Regions from separate parts of the Homo sapiens genome. Here region 1 is linked to region 2. Evidence: read pairs that join two places in POLR2A ChIA-PET (ENCODE). Cell type or tissue: MCF 10A. All regions are shown on one strand. Each heading gives the region's core, and the rest is flanking DNA. Links, peaks and the distances in the headings are about the cores only. Region 1 has its middle 43 kb from the start of ASAP2. Region 2 overlaps ASAP2 (ArfGAP with SH3 domain, ankyrin repeat and PH domain 2).

Region 1 (5,375 bases), core at 182-5,181, 110 kb after region 2:
AATTCACCATTTAGTCCAGTGATTCCCAAACTTGCCTGAAGAGCTCATTAACAATGCAGGAATACAGGCTCCAAACCCTCGGACTACAAAGCAGTCTCTGGGGTAAGGCCCAAGAATCTGACATTTATCAAGCATCTCAGGAGATTCTAGTGCAGGCATTCTGCTGCCCATTCTTTTTTTTTTTTTTTTTTTTTGAGATGGAATTTCACTCTGTCCTACAGGCTGGAGTGCAGTGGTGCCATCTTGGCTCGCTGCAACCTCTGCCTCCCAGGCTCAAGTGAGTCTTCTGCCTCAGCCTCCTAGGTAGCTGGGACTACAGGCGTGCGCCACCACCATGCCCAGCTAATTCTTGTATTTTTAGTAGAGACAGGGTTTCACTATATTGTCCAGGCTGGTCTCGAACTCCTGACCTCGTGATCTGCCTGCCTCGGCCTCCCAAAGTGCTGGGATTACAGGCGTGAGCCACTGTGCCCGGACTTGCTGCCCATTCTTATGGTGCCTGTGGCTCCGGTTTATTGAATAAACCTCAGAGACTGCAGAAAGAGCCAGGTGCTGCTCCTCGGTCATGCCCTGTGGCTGGATGGCACTGTGAAGTGTCAGCCACATTTTTTTTCTTAACCTTCCTCTGACTCTTGCACCCAGCAGGTGCTTTGAAGCAAACAGAATCCAAATCTGGCTGATGGGAGCAGAACAAGACTTCTTTGTAGGCAATGGGATGACTCACAGAATCTCCAGAAGGGCTGGTGCGCCAGGCCCAGACAGTACACAGCCGGAGCCATATCCCAACTGCAAAACAGCAACAGTCCTCCAGGACACTCAACCCCTGGTTCTGGCCACAGGCCGCTGGCTACACCAGGATGCCACCATTAGGGTAGAGATTTGATCCCATAGTTAGCTGTTGCCACTGCCAGAGAGCTCTTTGCTCATTTCATTATGAATTTCCAATTCAAGATCAAGGCTACATGTAATGCACTGGCCTCAAGCGAGGCTGGGGAAGTGAGTATCTGGCATTTTTAGCTTCTAGAAGCAGAAGAGGGCTTTTCTCACATGAAGACCCATAGGCGGGAAATTCTGTAAATATAGGAAGGGGGTTCAGCCGCAAGAACAAAAAGAAAGACAATTGTCTGCTGCGTGAACCTTGCTTCACATCCCTCCCCCCGACTGCCTGGTTCACCTTCTGGAGAGAAGGCTTCCGTGGCTCCAAGAGGAAGTTGTTATAGCAGAACCCGAGAACAGGGGATGAAATTCTTGGTTTTAAAACTGTGAATTTTTTTGGCTCTGGACCCATGTTAGAATCTTCTGGGAGACTTTTTTTTTTTTTTTTTTTTTTTGAGACAGAGTCTCACTCTGTCACCCAGGCTGGAGTGCAGTGGCGTGATCTCGGCTCACTGCAAACTCCACCCCCCAGGTTCAAGCAATTCTCCTACCTCAGTCTCCTGAGTAGCTGGGATTACAGGCGCCCGCCACCACACCTGGCTAATTTTTGTATTTTTAGTAGACTCAGGGTTTCACCATCTTGGTCAGGCTGGTCTTGAACTCCTGACCTCATGATCCACCCTCCTCAGCCTCTCAAAGTGCTGGGATTACAGGCGTGAGCCACCGCGCCCAGCCTCTCCTGGGAGATTTAAAAAAATATCCATCCCTGGCCAGACGTGGTGGCTCATGCCTGTAAACCCAGCACTTTGGGAGGCCGAGGCGGACGGATCACAAGGTCAGGAGATCAAGACCATCCTGGCTAACACGGTGAAACCCTGTCTCTACTAAAAAAAACACAAAAAATTAGCCAGGCGTGGTGGCGGGCGCCTGTAGTCCCAGCTACTCGGGAGGCTGAGGCAGGAGCACGGTGTGAACCCGGGAGGCGGAGCTTGCAGTGAGCGGAGATGCACCGCTGCACTCCAGCCTGGGCAACAGAGCGAGACTCTGTCTCTAAATAAATAAATAAATAAATAAATAAATATAAAAAATAAAAAATAAAGAATACCCATCCTTGGCCTAGCACAAACCAATTGAATCAGAATCTCTGGAGCTGGGGCCTGGATGCCAGTATGTTTTGTTTTGTTTTGTTCTAATCTCCCCAAGTGATACTGACATGCGTCAGGGCTAGGAGTCACTGCTGTAAAGTCTGAGAAGCTATGAGCAAGGTGTAAGACAGGGCGGGAGGGTTTAGAATCACATGTGATTAGGCAGAAGTGCTTCCCCCACCCTCCTGGCACACTGGAGAGGGGTCCTGAGCTGGTGGAGAGGGGAGACCCAAGAAGGGGGAACAGGAGGGGGCATGGGGTGGGCCTGACTCTGCCCTCCTCAGGCTGGGCCCCAGGGCTGGGTAGGGGTTGCAGGAAACTTCAGATAAGCTAATGATTGAGGGCAGAGGGTTCTGCTTGGAGCTGCCTGGTCGCCTTCCAGTGCTGCCCCTGCCCCGGGGCACTGGGAGCAGCCAAAGGCTTTTCCTCTTGTGACTGAGCCAGGCTCAGTCTGGATGCCAAAATAAGCCATACCTGAGGCTCCTATGGCCTGGAACGAGGAATGTGGTAGGGACCTCAGGACTGGTGGCCTGATGGGTGGGGCCACAGGAGGTGGCAGATTCTGGAGCCAGAATGCAAGAGCTTGAATCCAGAACCCACCACTTATAGGTCTGTGACTCGGGCAAATTACATAACCTCTCTGTGCCTCATTCTCCTCATCTGTGAAATGGGACTAATACTGTCCCCACCCCGATAAGGTTGTTTTGAGGGTTACCTGGATGGGTATCTGAAGCACCAAGCACCATGTTCAGGAGATACACCGTTAGCTCTGTATGGGAGCATCCTACAGAAATACACACATGGGCATGCAGACGTCTTTACGGATGCCAGCCCAGGGGGAACCAGATGCAACCCCCATGCCCTAATGCCAAAAATGCCCCAGGGAGAAGAGCTGCAACTCTAGGGAGAAAGTGGGGAGCAGAAACACATACATTGTCTAATTTTATCATGAGTCAACTGAGAAACTTTTGAATTGGCAAGATTTTATTTTCTGTGACTAAGAGGAATGGGAGCTAAAGATAGAAACTAAGTCTAGCTCCAAAAAACTAAAGAAAGAACCATTTTGCATACCTGAGTATAGGGCTTAAAAAAATGCCTATTTTTGTATATTTTATAGCTCTGGAGCTATAAACTTCCAGGAGACTTTCTTGGGTCATCACAAACACAACACGTCATTGGTGTCTTAGTGCATTTTCTGTTGCTATTAGGTTGGTGCTTTTTATGCCATTAAAAAAAAAAGTATGGCAAAAACAGGCTGGGCGCGGTGGCTAATGCCTTTAATCCCAGCACTTTCAGAGGCCGAGGCGGGTGGATCACTTGAGGCCAGGAGTTTGAGACCCTCTGGCCAACATGGTGAAACCCTGTCTCTATGAAAAATACAAAAATGAGCTGGGCGTGGTGGTGGATGCCTGTAGTCCCAGCTACTCAGAAGGCTGAGGCAGGTGAATCGCTCGAACCCCGGAGGTGGACGTTGTAGTGAGCTGAGATCATGCCATTGCACTCCAGCTTGGGCAAGACAGAACGAGACTCCCTCTCAAAAAAGAAAAAAAGAAAAAAAAGTATGACAAAAACTGCAATTACTTTTGCACCAACCTAATATAACTGAAGACCTGAGACTGGGTAATTTGTAAAGAAAAGGAACGTATTTCTTTTCTTTTCTTTTTTTTTTTTTTGAGATGGAATCTCGCTCTGTCACCCAGGCTGGAGTGCAGTGGCGTGATCTCGGCTCACTGCAAGCTCTGCCTCCTGGGTTCATGCCATTCTCCTACCTCAGCCTCCCAAGTAGCTGGGACTACAGGCGCCCACTACCATGCCCGGCTAATTTTTTGTAATTTTAGTAGAGACGGGGTTTCACCGTGTTAGCCAGGATGGTCTTGATCTCCTAACTTTGTGATCCACCCGCCTCGGCCTCCCAAAGTACTGAGATTACAGGTGTGAGCCACGGCCCCCGGCCGAATGTATTTCTTATAGTTATGGAGGCTGGGAAGTCAGAGGTTGAGGGGCCACATCTGGTGAGGTCCAAGTTCAACGTGAGTTTCGGAGGGGACAAACATTCAAACCACAGCATTCTGGTGTAGGAAAATATTGAAGTTTGTTCACTGCCATGTTCTCTTAATAAAGCAAAATCTTATATGTGACTAAAATATCCAACCACAAGATAATGTCTAAAAAAATTCTAGTTTATGAATATGCAGCCTGTTAAAAATGATCATTTTAAAGAGTATATATAAACCTCGAAGTATTTTATGGTATACATTTTTTTTTTTTTTTTTGAGACAGAGTTTCACTCTTGTTGCCCAGGCTGGAGTGCAGTGGCACGATCTCAGCTCATTGCAGCATGTGCCTCCTGGGTTCAAGCGATTCTCCTGCCTCAGCCTCCCAAATAGCTGAGATTACAGGCGCTCACCACCACACTCAGCTAATTTTTATATTTCAGTATTTTTATATTTCACCATGTTGGTCTGGCTGGTCTCAAACTCCTGACCTCAGGTGATCCATCCACCTCGGCCTCCTAAAGTGCTGGGATTATAGGTGTGAGCCACCGCACCCAGCCAAGTATACAATTTTAGAAACAGACTGCAAAAATGTAAGTATGATGTGATGGGAACCACATGGTTGGCAAAGAATGGAAGACATACGAAGGGGAATATAGTTTTTGTATTAGGACAGTGAGGTTACGACTATTGCCTCAACATGTTAATGTATGTTGTTTTTGAAAGAAACAAGTCCTTCAGGCTCTGGTCCTATCTGCATTAAAACACATCATATGGACTGCGGTGGGACATTCTTGACATTTGAAGTCCCTCGTAGGAGGACTCCGATGGGGGCTGCGGCCAACTGTCCTCAGCAGCCTGGACAGTGACTCTGCAGGACCCTAGGGTGGTTGCCACCCCTTCTCTGCAGTGCCTGGGGCAAAGATGCTCTACCAGAAGCTACTACTGCCAGCACAGAATAAACATGCCATCCCCAATCAGTGGAGAAGTTTGGACTGTTTTATAAGGATGTCAGGGAAATTAGCAGGGGAAATGAGCTATCCATGTAGAAAAGATAAAATCTGATTTTGGTCTTATGTTGGGTTTCTCACACATGGATCCTGAGCTGAGGATTTGTGAGCAGGTGAGTATACATATATTTTTTTGTTTGTTTGTTTGTTTTTGTTTTTTTTGAGACGAAGTCTCGCTCTGCTGCCCAGGCTGGAGTGCAGTGGCATGATCTTGGCTCACTGCAACATCCACTTCCTGGGTTCGAGATTCTCCTGCCTCAGCCTCCCAAGTAGCTGGGACTACAGGTGCCCGCCACTACGCCCAGCTAATTTTTTGTATTTTTAGTAGAGACGGGGTTTCACCACGTTGG
Region 2 (5,375 bases), core at 103-5,102:
AAAATTCCAGTTTCCTGCACAGCTGGCTCTGCGTGAATTACTCTTCCTCTACTGCAGTTCCCCTGTCTTGATAAATCAGCTTGGTCTAGGCAGCAGCGGGCAAGGTGAACCCATTGGGTGGTTACACTGATAGATAAATTCAGTAAAGTTGCAGGATACAAAATCAACATACAAAAATTAGTAGCATTTCTATATGCCAACAGTGAACAATCTGAAAAAGCAATCAAGAAAATAATCCCATTTACAATAGCTACAAATAAAATTAAATACCTAGGAATTAACCAAAGAAGTACAGGATCTCTACAGCGAAAACTATAAAACGATGATGTAAGAAATTGAAGAGGACACCAAAAAAAATGAAGATATTCCATATTTGTGGACTGGAAGAATCAATATTGTTAAAATGTCCATACTACCCAGAACGATTTACAGATTCAATGCAATCTCTATCAAAATACCAATGCTTTTCTTCACAGAAATAGAAAAAATAACCCTAAGATTTATATAGAACCACAAAAGACCCAGAATAGCCAAAGCTATTCTAAGCAAAAAGAACAAAACTGGAGGAACCACATTACCTTACTTAAATTATACTATAGAGCTATAGTAGCCAAAACAGTATGGTACTGGCATAAAAACAGACACATAGACTAATGGAATAGAGAACCCAGAAATAAATCCATACATTTACAGTGAACTCATTTTTTACAAATGTGCCAAGAACATACACTGGGGAAAGGACAATTTTTTCAATAAATTGTGCTGGGAAGACTAAATATCCATGCTCAGAAGAATAAAACTAGACCTCTATCTTTCACCATACACAAAAATCAAACCAAAATGGATTAAAGACTTAAATCTATGACCTCAAACTATGAAACTCCTATAAGAAATGGAGAAACTGCAGGACACTGGTCTGGGCAAAGAATTCTTGAGTAATGCCCCACAAGCACAGGCAACCAAAGCAAAAACAGATAAATGGGATCATATCAAGTTAAAAAGCTTCTGCACAGCAAAGGAAACAATCAACAAAGTGAAGAGACAACCCACAAAATGGGAGAAAATATTTGCAAACTATCCATCTGACAAGGAATTAATAACCAAAATATGTAAGAAGCTCAAACAACTCTATAGGAAAAAATCTAATGATCCAATTTTAAAAAGGGCAAAAGATATAAATAGACATATCTCCAAAGAAGACATACAAATGGCAAACAGGCATACAAAAAGGTGTTCAACATCATTGATCATCCGAGCAATGCAAATCAAAACTACAATGATATAATCTCACCCCAGTTAAAATGGTTTATAGGCAAAAGGCAGGCAATAACAAATGCTTGTGGGGATGTGGAGAAAAGGGAACCCCTGTACACTATTGGTGGGAATGTAAATTAGTACAACCACTATGGAGAACAGTATGGAGGTTCCTCAAAAAACTAAAAATAGAGCTATGATATGATCCAGCAATTCCACTGCTGTGTACATACCCAAAAGAAAGGAAATCAGTATACTAAAGAGGTACCTGCTCTCCCGTGTTTACTGCAGCACTGTTCACAATGGCCAAGATTTGGAAACAATCTAAGTGTCCACTAACAGAAGAATGAATAAAGAAAATGTGGTACCTATACACAATGGAGTACTATTCAGCCATAAAAAAGAATGAGATCCTGTCAGCTGCAATGATGTGGATGGAAATAGAGGTTATTATGTTAAGGGAAATAAGCCACGTACAGAAAGACAAACACTCCATGTTTTCAATTATTTGTGGGAGCTAAAAAAAAAAATTAAAACCACCCCAGTCACTGAGCCACTGCCGAGGACTCAGCAGCCTCCCCCTTGGGCCCCGTCGCTTCCCTACTTTCCGTACCCTCTGCCCGCCGTCTTCCGCAGACCATTTCCACCGAGAAAAAGAAATTGGATCGTATGTCCACTATCCAGAACCTCCACTATTTAAACTCCTTTGCTGATGCAAGTAAGGGTGATGACCTGCTTCCTGCTGGCACTGAGGATTATATCCATATAAGAATTCAACAGAGAAACGGCAGGAAGGCCCTTACTACTGTCCAAGGGATCGCTGATGATTACACCAAAAAGAAACCAGTGAAGGCGTTTAAGAAGTTTGCCTGCAATGGTACTGTAATTGAGCATCCAGAATATGGAGAAGTAATTCAGCTACAGGGTGACAGGTGCAAGAACATATATTATGCCAGTTCCTCGTAGAGCTTGGACTGGCTAAGGACGATCAGCTGAAGATTCATGGGGTTTAAATGCTTGTGGCTCACTGTAGTTTAAGTGAGGATTTCCTTGCAATGAGTAGAATTTCCCTTCTGTCCCTTGTCACAAGTTTAAAAACCTCACAGCTTGTATAATGTAACCATTTGGGGTCCGCTTTTAACTTGGACTAGTGTAACTCCTTCATGAAATAAACTGAAAAGAGCCATAAAAAAAAATGAAAACAGGGCCGGGCGCGGTGGCTCACGCCTGTAATCCCAGCACTTTGGGAGGCCGAGGCAGGTGGATCACGAGGTCACGAGATCGAGACTATCCTGGCTAACACGGTGAAACCCCGTCTCTACTAAAAATACAAAAAAATTAGCCGGGCGTAGTGGCGGGCACCTGTAGTCCCAGCTACTCGGGAGGCTGAGGCAGGAGAATGGCGTGAACCCGGGAGGCGGGGCTTGCAGTGAGCCGAGATCGCGCCACTGCACTCCAGCCTGGGCGACGGAGCGAGACTCCGTCTCAAAAAAAAAAAAAAAAAAAAAAAAATGAAAACAATTGAACTCATGGAGACTGACAGTAGAAGGATGGTTACCAGAGGCTGGGAAGGGTAGGTGGGGTGGAAGTGGGGATGGTAAATGGGTACAAAAATATAGGTGGACAGAATGAATAAGATCTAGTATTTGATAGAAACAGGGTGACAAAGGTCAACAATAATTTATTGTACATTTAAAAATAACTAAGAGAGTATAATTGAGATGTAACACAAAAGAAGGCTAAATGCTTTGAGGTGATGGAAGCCCCATTTACCCTAATGTGATTATTATGCACTGCATGCCTGTATCAAAATATCCCATGTACCCCATAAAAATATATACCACGTACCCACAATAATCAAAAATTTAAAAAAAAATACTGAAATCTTAGAGCAACAAAAAATAACAAAGCTTGAGTCTCGAGGAAGCAAAGATGTCTACCCATCAGGCTGAGAATTCTAACCAGACCCAGGCTCTCAACTACCATGCTCCCCAAACGAAAACTCCACTCCAGCTCAGAGCGGGGGAAAAGCAACTTTCACGGGAACTTATGTGTAAAAAACACAAACAAAGGCAAGAACCGAAGAGACCCCAAGACAGGAGCAGGGCCTGCACTGCAGCTGCCGCCTGGCCAGACCTCATTAATTCTCAGGGGCCAGGTGGAAGCTGACCTTCAGTTTGTCAAACAAGTTTTACAGAGTGAACTTATCACAAAAACCAGAGAGGGGGATGTGTCCCAAATATTTCTGAGGAAAACTACTGTTTCAAACCACTTTAAAAGCATCTGTTTGGAGTTCCCAAACTCTTCTATAGGTTCCTCTCAAGTTACCGAGGGGCCTCTTCCAATCTCTGCTGCTCAGCTGAGCTGGAGCCAGGACAGGGGACGGGGACAGTGTGTGGGGACAGTGGGGACGGTGCACACTGTGGGTAAGGGAAGTCCACCACAGGAGAGACCACCACAAAGCTGTTCACTCATTTTCCACACCTGTGCTGTCCAACAGGGTAGCCACAGAGGAATGTTTCTATAAAGATTCATTCAAATTTCAAATTCAGTTCCTCAGGCCTTGCCACCTTCTGCAAGAGCTACAGCCACCCAGGCAGCACAGTGGCCTCTGAATGTCCCCAACCCCATGCTTCTCTTCCTCCGTTCATGGGCCCCACTGTACCGCCTGAGGGCGGTGCCACCACCTCTGGGGTCACCCGGAGGCCCTGGCCATGGTTCCCCCGTGGGCTCAGCATCAACATCACCCCATGGCCACCCTCCTCCATGTGGGGGCTCCTCTACCTCTTCTTGGTCCCCCACAGAACCCTACAGGGCCTCCATCCTGTGTCACCACAGGCTGAATGGTGCGGGCCAAGCCCACTATCTGAGGAGATGACCTGGCTCAGGGTGGGCACACACGGCCTGCGGGACAGCTTTTATCCAACCGTGAGCTAAGGGTGTTTCCAGACGAACATTTCCAATGAATGCAAGGACAGGGTCACAGGAAAGACCAACTGAACCCAAATTAATTAAGATAAATGTTATGCGCGCCCCCTCCCCCCCGCAAAATAATTCCTCTCTTCCCCTTAGGAGACCTGCATTACCAAAAAATTGTACTCCATTATTATTTTTATATTTTGAATTTCATTAATAAAAAATTTGTAGATATTTATCACCTCTCTTATGTAAGTACCTACATACCGCCTTGAGGCCCGCCAAACCTAAAATATTTACTATCTCTGGCCCCTCACAGAAAAGGTTTGCTGAGCCCTGGCCTCAAGGATCCATGCAAAATGCCCCTCCCACAGCACCAGCGGCCCCTGCACCCCACTCCTCCCAGCCCTGACAGGGAGCCCACACTGCAGGCAGCACAGCACCGGTTTGTCCCCAGCACCCTGAGTTCTCAATGCGAACCAGCAGGGGTGGGAAGAGGCTGGCTTCCTTCTTAGAACCCGAAGATGCTGCCCTGGGGAGAGCAGAGGCCTGCAGCACTCAGGCAGCCCTAGCATGCTCCGCTCTCCCGTCCTATCTCCTCTCCCCTCGTTCCACGGACGAAAGGCCAGCCTGAGAAGAAGGGACATTTCTGAAAGACAGTAGACAAAACAAAAAACAAAACACACCCAGGTCCGTGCCCCCAGGGTGGCTTTGCCAAGAAGAGTCAGACAGACATTCAGATGGCAGCTTTGTCTCACCACGCATTCGACTCTTCAGAAAGTAACAGAGAGCATTAATGACAGTGTCAAATATTTCCAGAAGCCTTTTGGGAAGCGTAGACTTGCACTGTGACCTGTGGGCTCCGTTTAAAGCCAGAGCAATAACGAACCTCCCCCCTTGTGGGAATAAAGCCAGGCCTGAAGAATAGCAGGTGTCGCTAAGAATTAAGATCAAATAGACGTCTGAGCTAAGTCACAGCTGAGGAAAGTGTGTGCCTAAGGACAGATGAGAAGGGCGTGTTTTGGTATTATCTTAAAAAATTAAAATTACTCAGAGTAAATATACATCCACAACAGAAGACATGGACAGGCTGTCCTAACACTCCTCAAAACAGCCCCCAACTGGATAAACCGAAATGTCGATGGTAAAATGAATAAACTGATGATGGACATTCGTACAACAGAATGCTACACAGCAACGGAAGA

The links. Peaks named below come from ENCODE experiments on the same cell type or tissue, not always from the same donor. Only the 100,000 strongest peaks of a DNase experiment are listed, where the experiment ranks them.
Region 1: POLR2A ChIA-PET joins it to region 2 with 5 read pairs; 4 of 35 experiments call an interaction of 5 or more read pairs at or near these places.

What each region holds. Positions count from the first base shown.
Region 1 is chr2:9,161,134-9,166,508 of GRCh38, reverse strand. No RefSeq gene overlaps it. Among named protein-coding and RNA genes, the nearest start is that of ASAP2, 43 kb to the left of the region's middle. In MCF 10A, for the core only: no CTCF peak of the experiment used is centred there; a DNase peak (open chromatin) is centred at 2,918.
Region 2 is chr2:9,268,177-9,273,551 of GRCh38, reverse strand. The region is part of intron 1 of ASAP2 (ArfGAP with SH3 domain, ankyrin repeat and PH domain 2); the gene reads right to left. It also overlaps the pseudogene EIF1P7. Among named protein-coding and RNA genes, the nearest start is that of ASAP2, 64 kb to the right of the region's middle. In MCF 10A, for the core only: no CTCF peak of the experiment used is centred there; no DNase peak of the experiment used is centred there.